2 separate regions of the Homo sapiens genome follow, and region 2 is linked to region 1. The links are chromatin contacts, found by Hi-C or POLR2A ChIA-PET in ENCODE. All regions are on one chromosome and are shown on one strand. Each heading gives the region's core, a stretch centred on a gene start or an enhancer-like site at or near the end of the contact. The rest is flanking DNA. Distances are from core to core; before and after follow the strand shown.

Region 1 (4,574 bases), core at 346-2,845:
TAAAATTTTCCATTGTTCCAAATTTATTTTACAGTTGAATTGTTTGAATGAAGATTCATACAAGGTTCATACATTATATTTAGTTGACATCTCTCTCTCTTTTTTTCTTTTTGAGATGGAGTCTCGCTGTGTCACCCAGGCTGGAGTGTGGTGGCATGATCTTGGTTCACTGCAACCTCTGCCTCCCGGGTTCAAGCGATTTTCCTGCCTCAGCCTCCCAAGTAGCTGGGATTACAGGTGTGCACCACCAAGCCCAGCTAATTTTTTGTATTTTTAGTAGAGACAGGGTTTCACCATGATGGCCAAGCTAGGTTCGAACTCCTGACCTCAAGTGATCTGCCCACTTTGGCCTCCCAAAATGCTAGGATTACAGGTGTGAGCCACCACGCCTGGCCGACATAACTCTTAAATCTCTTTTAATTTATAGGATTTCCCCCATCCCCTTTCCTTTTTTTCCCCTTCTAATTTAATTGCTAAAGAAACTGGGTTGTATGTCCTGTAGAATCTTCCACATTCTGGATTTTGCTGGTTGTATCCCCATCACATCATTTAGAATATGTGCCTAGTTCTTTGTATGTCCTGCAAACTGGCAGTTGGAGCTAGAGTCTTGATCAGATTTAGGTTTAGTTTTTCTTAATCACTGAATATATCACATATGGTAAGACACACTATTTATAGAGTCATTTCAAATGACTCTTGTCCCATGAAACTCAAAATGCCTTTCTTCTCTATCCTCTGAAACAAACAAACAAACAAAAAAACCCTGGGCATTCTCTTTTCTTTGACTGCTGATGGCAACAACCACCAATAATCAGCTTATCATCTATAACTCTCTGTGTGGTAAATGGGGGAGGGAGTAAGTCTCCCTGTGGGGTCCTCAAGGATCACTCCAACATAGCTGTGGGAATTATACTTGGAGAGGTAAATGAAATTAAAGGATTTATTATACTCAAAGGTCCTAGAGAGGGAGGCAAGGTACACCATGCAGGGAACCATATGGGAGAAGCCCAAAGAATGGGTTCAGCCAAATAGGTATAACTGATAGAGTGAGGACCTGTAGGCAAATGCTTGTATTGGGGGTCAGGATACACAAACAAAAGGCATGAGGTGATTTCGTTAAATTTCACTAGGGCACTGCCAGGGAAGGTTATGAAGGGGAACTTGTGGCAGGGACCAGCCTTATCATACTGGTGCATCTGGTTGCCAGGGCAGAGTGTTCACGGCCTGTTTGTGGGGATGTTGAGGCACAAGGAAAATACAAAGTTTTAAAAAATGTACTATCACTAATTTGCCTTGAAATTCCTTAAATCCAGAGGATAGATTTTTGCTTTTGTTTTTGAGACAGAGTCTTGCTCTGTCACCGAGGCTAGAGTGTAGTGGCACGATCTGGGCTGACTGCAACCTCTGCCGTCTGGGCTCAAGTGATCCTCCCACCTTAGCCTTCTGAGTGGCTGAGACTATAGGCATGCACCACCATGCCTGGCTAATTTTTGTAGAGATGGGGTTTTGCCATGTTGCCCAGGCTGGTCTCAAACTCCTGGGCTCAAGTGATCAGGCCGCCTCAGCCTCCCATAGTGTTGGGAATACAGGCATGAGCCACTACGTCCGGCCCGACAGTCTTATTAGACTTTAAAACCACTGCAGTCCCTGGCAAGGTTCCCCAAACAGAGCAAATTTGCAACAGACATGATTTGAAGTGAATTCCAATTTTAAAAAACGTTTTATGGGAGATGGTTTCAAGCATACAGAAAACATGGTTTGATCAACTTATTTCTCATTTAAAAGTAACTAAATAGATAGAAATGATTACTATATCAGGGAAAAGGTACTACTGCTATCATCATTTTATCTCATAATGAATGTTTATTATTATTTTCCTTGTCCTAGCTGACAAATGTGACAAGTCGTACACAATAAATCTAAAGAAAAAGATTGGCTATTTTTTAAAAAAGGGGAAAAAAAACTTGAAAATAATGGTTCGGGAAGTCAGGCACAAAGTTTGAATGAGGAAAATAAAGAGGCTACTTATATGTAGCTGCCTTATATAGCTGTAAAGGTCAACACTGTTGTCTAGTAATTTATACTTTTAAGAGAAAATTATGTCAGTCTATTGAACCTAATTATACAGATACAAACCATAACCACACATAATCAAGCATAACATAAATGTTTCTAAAAAGTACCAGTAATACATCACTTTTAAGAATTTGTAAAACTCTTACAAGAGAAACTTTACAAAAGAAAAATAATAATGACCATAAAGGGCTATGATAATTATCTCTTGGAGACTCTTCTAAAATATGCCTCCTTCTACCTAGATGATTTTTCTTTACATCCAATCACTGACTGACTTGACAGTCTGTTCTTAAAATCAAGCTGCAAAAAGAGAGAGAGACAGAGAGAGAAAGAGAAACAAAGTGAAAGAGTAAACAAGTCGGGTAGGGTGGTGCATGCCTGTAGTCCCAGCTACTTGGGAAGCTGAGGTGGGAGGCTGAGGTGAGAGGAACGCTTGAGCTCAGAAGTTCAAGACCAACCTGACCAACTTAGCAAGACCCCTGTCTCTAAAAACAAAACAAAACAAAATAAGTAAAAAAATTCATAAAAATAAAATCAAGCCACAAAATCTTTCAGCAGGTATTTATAAAGATACTACTTCATTAACAAAAAAGTTGGCAATCATACAGAAATGTAAAGAAAAGTTTTAGAAGTTCTTTCACCTTAACGTAAAGCAAGGTTAGGGAAACTCTGACCCATCTTCATCAATGGCACCTGAAGCAATTACTAATAGCATCTGCACACAGGCCGCCAGCTCCACATGCATCTTGTATTTTCCAATCTTTTCCTACATCTTTCCCCTTTCATTCCCTGTTCCTTGAGTCTGACTTCCCAGGCTATATTGTGAGTACTTTTATAGATACTGTTTGGTGCTACTCATGGATTAAAAATATTTTTTCCTGATTATCTGGCAAGTAACAAACAAATAAATGCATTACTAATTAGAAAAAATCCATTACAAACAAATCCTTGTTCCTAAATACTATAGGAAATAATTTTAAAACTCCACAATCTTATTCAATTAATATGGAGTTACTCAGAGTCCTTCAACAGATAGGCCTGCTTTTATCAATCACCATCATCATCATGATCAGTGTCTTCATTATGGTGGTTAACATTTTATGTTCCCAACACCATGGTAAGTGGTCCATGCACACCCTTTCATTCAATCTTCACAATAAACCTATAAAGTTGGTTTTCGCCAGTCTAATACATGAAAAAACCCTGAATCACAGAGCAGTTAAGCAATTTGCCAAGGACATATTACAAATAAATGGCAAACCTATGACTGAACCCAGAGTTCTTTGGCTCTTAGCTTTGTGGCTAGTGTTACTTTCCTAATGCTCTTGTGTCTTTATAATTTTAATGTAAGAAGTCCATTATCAATTAATTCATCAAATATCTGAGTTTTACTGAATACCTGCATTGTGGTAGGCAATGGGATAAAAATCAAATCTAAAACAGACTGACAAAAATCACAAAAGCACTAATAATAGTTGAATACAATTAACACAATCATAAACACTATACTCAATCTTAAGTTGGCTATTGAAAAGATTTCTGTAACACTGAATGCCTGTACCAAAACAGCTCATGTACCCTATAAATATATACACCTACTATGTACCTACAAAAAGAAAAAAAGAAAAAGAAAAAAGAGAGTTCTGTAGTGCAAAAGACCATAAAGAGGGCTACTTTTGTATGGGTGTGTTCATTACTCATTTACCTCCCTTCTTTTTTCTCCACGTTCCCATAAAGGCCCATAGGGTCTGACATTCTTTCAGTATCAGTAACTACATTTTACACAATAATGGTATTGCATTTCTGAGATGAGAGTTCTGGATCATACCAACATTAACTTATATTTATTATTATGACATTAGAAAAAAAGCATGTCTTATCAACACCAAAGATCACCTAAGAAGAGTACAAATCAGTAAGAGTGCTCCTTCCTTATATAATCCCAAAGCTCGGGGTCTGGACAAGGAGATTCCCTATTAGTCCAGCCAGAAAAATCGGCACTTCCACAAAGAGAAATTTCCACAGGCTGCTACTGTCACTCTGATCCCAGAGAGCTGTCTGGTGTTAGTACACCACTACCAACATTTTTAATAAACCCACTGGGCTGAACTTACAACATATGTCAATTTTTCTTGTGTACAATAAGGCAACATAAAAGAGACTGAATGTTGACAATTTTCCAGTAAACTATCCCCAAGGAACTTTATTTTAAAAACATTTTTATAAATGCTGATTTATTTTCTACCCACTTCATTCTAAACAAGTAAATATCAAGAAATGTACTTCCTGTTTAGAGGTGAGACAAAGAGTTAATTACATGCATTACTTATCTTATCAACATCTAAAATTTCTTTCTTTTTTTCATTTTTTTTTTTGAGATGGAGTTTTGCTCTTATTGCCCAGGCTGGAGTGCAATGGCATGACCTCTTACCACAACCTCTGCCTCCTGCATTCAAGCAATTCTCCTGCCTCAGCCTCCCGAGTAGCTGAGATTACAG
Region 2 (4,482 bases), core at 1,535-4,034, 150 kb before region 1:
GGCTGGAGTACAGTGGCATGATCCCAGCTCACTGCAACCTCTGCCTTCTGGGTTCAAGCAATTCTCGTGTCTCGACACCCAAGTAGCTGGGATTACAGGCAAGCACCACCAAGCCTAGCTAATTTTTGTATTTTTGGTAGAGACAGGATTTCACCATGTTGGCTAGGATGGTCTTGAACTCCTGACCTCAAGGGATCTGCCCACCTCAACCTCCCAAAGTGCTGGAATTACAGGCATGAGCCACCATGCCTGGCCTGGATAGTAAATATTTAGGTTTTGTGGGCCACACAGTCTCTTTGCAACTATTTGGATCTATTGTTGCAGTGTGAAAGCATCCATAGACAGTACATAAATAAATGAGTGTGGCCTATGTTCCAATAAAACTTTATAAAAATAGGCAGAGGACCAGATATGGCCCCCATGCCATAGTTTTCCCACCTACACACCACAGCACCACTGTGGTGTGTAACAACACTGATGTGGCTTGGCTATGTCCCCACCCAAATCTCATCTTAAATTGTAGTTCCCATAATCCCCACAGGTCATTGGAGGGACCTGGTGGGAGGTAATTGAATCAGGGGAATGGTTACCCCCATGCTGCTGTTCTCACAAGATCTGATGGTTTTATAAGGGGCTTTTCCCCCTCTTCTCTCTGCACTTCTCCTTGCTGCGGCCTCCATGTGAAGAAGGACATGTTTGCTTCCCCTTCTGCCATGATTGTAAGTTTCCCGAGACTTCCCCAGCCCTGTGGAACTGGGAATCAATTAAACCTCTTTCCTTTATAAATTACCCAGTCTCAGGTATTTCTTCACAGCAGTGTTGAGAACGGACTAATACAACTGCTGTTCAATAGAAGTTTCTGCAACGATGGAAATGTTTTATATGTACACTGTCCAGTGCATCAGCCACAAGCCACATGTACCTATTGAACACTGGATATACTTGGTATGGCTGAGCTTAATTTTAAATTTGATTTAATTAATTTAGCCACGTGACTGGAGGGTAGAACAGTCAAATCAAAGGTAACTTTTATGTAAACTTTGGAGGTTCTTTAGAACCCAGCCAGCAATATAACTGATCCTCCCAACACTTCCCAAGCACTCAGCACCAAGCTCCAGAGCCAGTGAGTGGGCAATTCCAGGCACTCTCACACTCCTGCACTTCCCACTACTGGGCCCTTCTTTGCCCAGAAGGTCCTTTGTCTTCTGAATTCACCCCCTTAAGCCCCAGTGTTCACCAACCCCACCCTGCCACGGGCCTTCTAGGACAGCCCAGGTGAAAGGTGTTGCTCTTCGCGCCTCTGGGAGGCACTGCAATGAGACTTGTGCAGCAACTTGTGAACACTTTCTCTGTCTTTACTTCTTCACTCTAAGATAGCGGAAGACGAGGCCATGTCCCTAGCACAGGGCCTGTAAAATTAGTAAGAATGCACTGTTTGTAAAATGAACACACTTTCATTTAAAAAAACCACATGTTTGGGCCAGGTACAGTGGCTCACGTCTGTAATCCCAGCACTTTGGGAGGCCGAGGCGGGCAGATCACAAGGTCAGGAGATAAAGACCATCCTGACTAACACAGTGAAACCCTGTCTCTACTAAAAATAAAAAAAAAATTAGCCGGGCATGGTAGTGGGTGTCTGTAGTCCCAGCTACTGGGGAGGCTGAAGCAGAAGAATCACTTGAACCCAGGAGGCAGAGGTTGCAGTGAGCTGAGATAGCGCCACTGCACTCCAGCCCGGGTGACAGCGAGACTCCGTCTCAATAAATAAATAAATAAATGTTTTGTTTTTGCTTATATTTGTGTTTTTAAAAATGATTTGGCTATGAATAGCTCAGTTATTTAACAACGGACTGTGACTTCTCAGTAATCAATGATGTATACCACAGAAATTAACCAGGCATGGTGGCATGTGCCTGCAGTCCCAGCTATTCAGGCAGCTGAGGCAGGAGGATAGACTGAGCCCTAACATAAGCTCTAACTTTCTAAAAAATAATAATAATGTCTTTCTGAAATTAACAGACTTACCTAAAAACCTGTTTATCACATTTTTTAAGGGCTAGACTGTAGACACAGATGGGAAGTCTAAAGTTCAAATGGACATCAGATCTACAGCAGAGAGGTTAGACTACCTGGGTTAACATTCCATTCTGCCACTGAATGATCTCACCCTCTCAAAAACTCCATTTTCCTCATCTGTAAAATGGGCTGACAATGTCTATACCTTGCAGGAATGGTACACACTAAGTACAGTACTGAGAGGCATAAATAGCAGTTGCCTAGCAGAAAAAAATACCCCCATGTACACACAAAATGGAGGAGGCACACAAACTAGACTTGGCACAGGCAGAAGTGTAGAAATGCGAGGGTGACCATGGGGTTTCAGTGCTATAGCTGCTTTAAATCCGGACAGGGCAGGGCATGCCCTTTACACAAAGCTGTGCTCCCTAACGTCCTCTGAGCATACTGTCCATATCATTAGTACTGCTCCTATGCTGTGCCCAGCACTGAAGTCACTTGGGGCAGGTCAGTTCACACACCTCGGCCATCAGCCAGCCCGCAAGCTGTGTGCTGCCACCCTGACTGCTCAGATGACAACCTGCCATCCACACCGATGTCATGACCACGGCACACTAAAGTCTGGAAGCTGCAATTTTTGCAGCTTCTGGGGCTTCTCTAAACAGATAAGACTGAAGTCAGTCTGGTTTTTCTGACCAAAGGCCCTGTTTCCCCTCTTACTCAGCTGTCTTACTCACCGGGCTGGGTGCCACATGACTCAGCCATTGTTAACAATCAAATCCATCCACAGAGAGAAGACCTCAGAGGGGACTCAACAGTGGGCTGGGTCCATCTTAAAGCTGGATCCAAGAGTAGTTTTGGACCCTGTCAGTCCTGTTGGAAGAAGTTCCTAATCTGAAGAAATTCTTGTCCCCTCATATGGTGGTACTAATCTACATGGAGTGATTTTTCCTGATTAATTTTTCCTAATTATAAAATGCCCCACTACAATCAATCCGAATTGTATTCCAAGTGTGGATATAATAAAGCGAGTCGAGGCTGGGCACAGTGGCTCACACCCATAATCCCAGCACTTTGGTAGGCCGAGGTGGGCGGATCACCTGAGGTCAGGAGTTCAAGACCAGCCTGGCCAACAATGGTGAAACCCTGTCTCTAGTAAAAACACAAAAACTAGCAGGGTGTGGCGGCGCGTGCCTGGAGTCCCAGCCACTCAGGAGGCTGAGGCACGAGAATCACTTGAACCCAGGAGGCAGAGGTTGCAGTGAGCCGAGATCGTGCCATTACACTCCAGCCTGGGTGACAAGAGTGAAACTGTATCTCTAAATAAATAAAATAAAGCGAGTCTCTCCCCTGACCGCATCCATCCAGCCCAACTCTCCAACAGGTCAGGGTTGCTCTGTGCTAATGCCGGGGATATGACCTTGGTCCTATCTCAAGCATGGCTCTTCCAACTTCTCAAGCCTTAACACTTCTCCGTTACTCACAAAAATCACTTCAGTCTCAACCCTGGCTACACATCAAAAAGCTTAAAAAAAAAACCCAAAAAAACTGCCCTCCCCAAAACAAAACAAAATCAGCATCTCTTGGGGAGTGGGGCTGGAGTATCAGCAATTTAAAAGCTTTCCAGCTGGGTCTACCTTCGGAATCACTGTGTGCAACTAGACCTCACAGGAATCACATCACAGCAAAATCACTACTCAAGACGACGACCCTTTATCCACATGCAGATGGACACGTAGCAGACCAGAAAAAGTATACAAAGAAAGGGAAAGGAGAGCAAGTACTGTACATGCTTGCAGAACCGGAGGTGCCCAAGGCTATTGCGCAAAGCCTCCTTCAGTGCAGACATGCGGGCCACTTGTCTCAAGGCAACAAAACCACATTCTAACAAAGAAAGGGATGATTCGGCCAGTCCCTTGGAATAAATATGCTGCAATGGTGAACAGTGAACTGGAAGAGGCATGCGTCTCCCTTTTTCTTCTGTAAAAGAGAATAGCCACTAATAGTGAAATCTTACACAAGGAAGCAGAAGGGTGTTAGAGAAGTGAGAGGCAAGCCCATCACTCACTGGAGAGGACCTGCCCTTGATTCCTGGGACAACTCCATGGCATATCCATTTTACAGTGGGGTCAGAGAGACTCAGGGGGTCCCAAGTGACGAATGGCCAGGCTGGGACAAAGCATATTCAAAAGCAAAAGTGTGATCAGGTCCAACTCTTTTGATGGCACAGATTTCCTCTAAAATGCCACTTGCCCAGGCAATATCAGCTACCCACGGAGTGAGTTACCTGAGCATCCCAACAGCAGCGCTTCACCCGCAATAGGAACAAATATTACCCCATTTCACAGAGCCAAAACAAATGCTGGGAGAGGCCTATTTGCCCAGAAGCACATGCCAGTGAGCAGAAGGGCCCCAGAGGAAGCTGTGGAAGGGGGCACAGAGGACCTGTCTCAGCCACCCCATTTC

The links. A loop is a pair of places that touch in the nucleus more often than their neighbours do. ChIA-PET counts read pairs that join two places held with the same protein, here RNA polymerase II (POLR2A). Pooled maps may share reads with other maps.
Region 2: a map of ascending aorta shows a loop between it and region 1 (2.1-fold over the local background). The contact joins two enhancer-like sites. A Hi-C loop is called at or near these places in 2 of 168 maps with a recorded cell type or tissue (ascending aorta and sigmoid colon) and 6 of 50 pooled maps. POLR2A ChIA-PET finds 5 or more read pairs at or near these places in 1 of 52 experiments (MCF 10A).

What each region holds. Positions count from the first base shown.
Region 1 is chr3:57,897,571-57,902,144 of GRCh38, reverse strand. All of the region lies in intron 17 of SLMAP (sarcolemma associated protein), which reads right to left. Among named protein-coding and RNA genes, the nearest start is that of FLNB, 110 kb to the left of the region's middle. Within about 2 kb of position 1,595, at least 2 of the 41 ENCODE cell types and tissues checked have a DNase peak (open chromatin) inside an H3K27ac peak, as active enhancers do; they include ascending aorta, where a contact is called at or near this core.
Region 2 is chr3:58,050,758-58,055,239 of GRCh38, reverse strand. All of the region lies in intron 1 of FLNB (filamin B), which reads right to left. Among named protein-coding and RNA genes, the nearest start is that of FLNB, 45 kb to the right of the region's middle. RefSeq lists enhancers at 1-30, 2,604-2,898. Within about 2 kb of position 2,784, at least 32 of the 41 ENCODE cell types and tissues checked have a DNase peak (open chromatin) inside an H3K27ac peak, as active enhancers do; they include ascending aorta, where a contact is called at or near this core.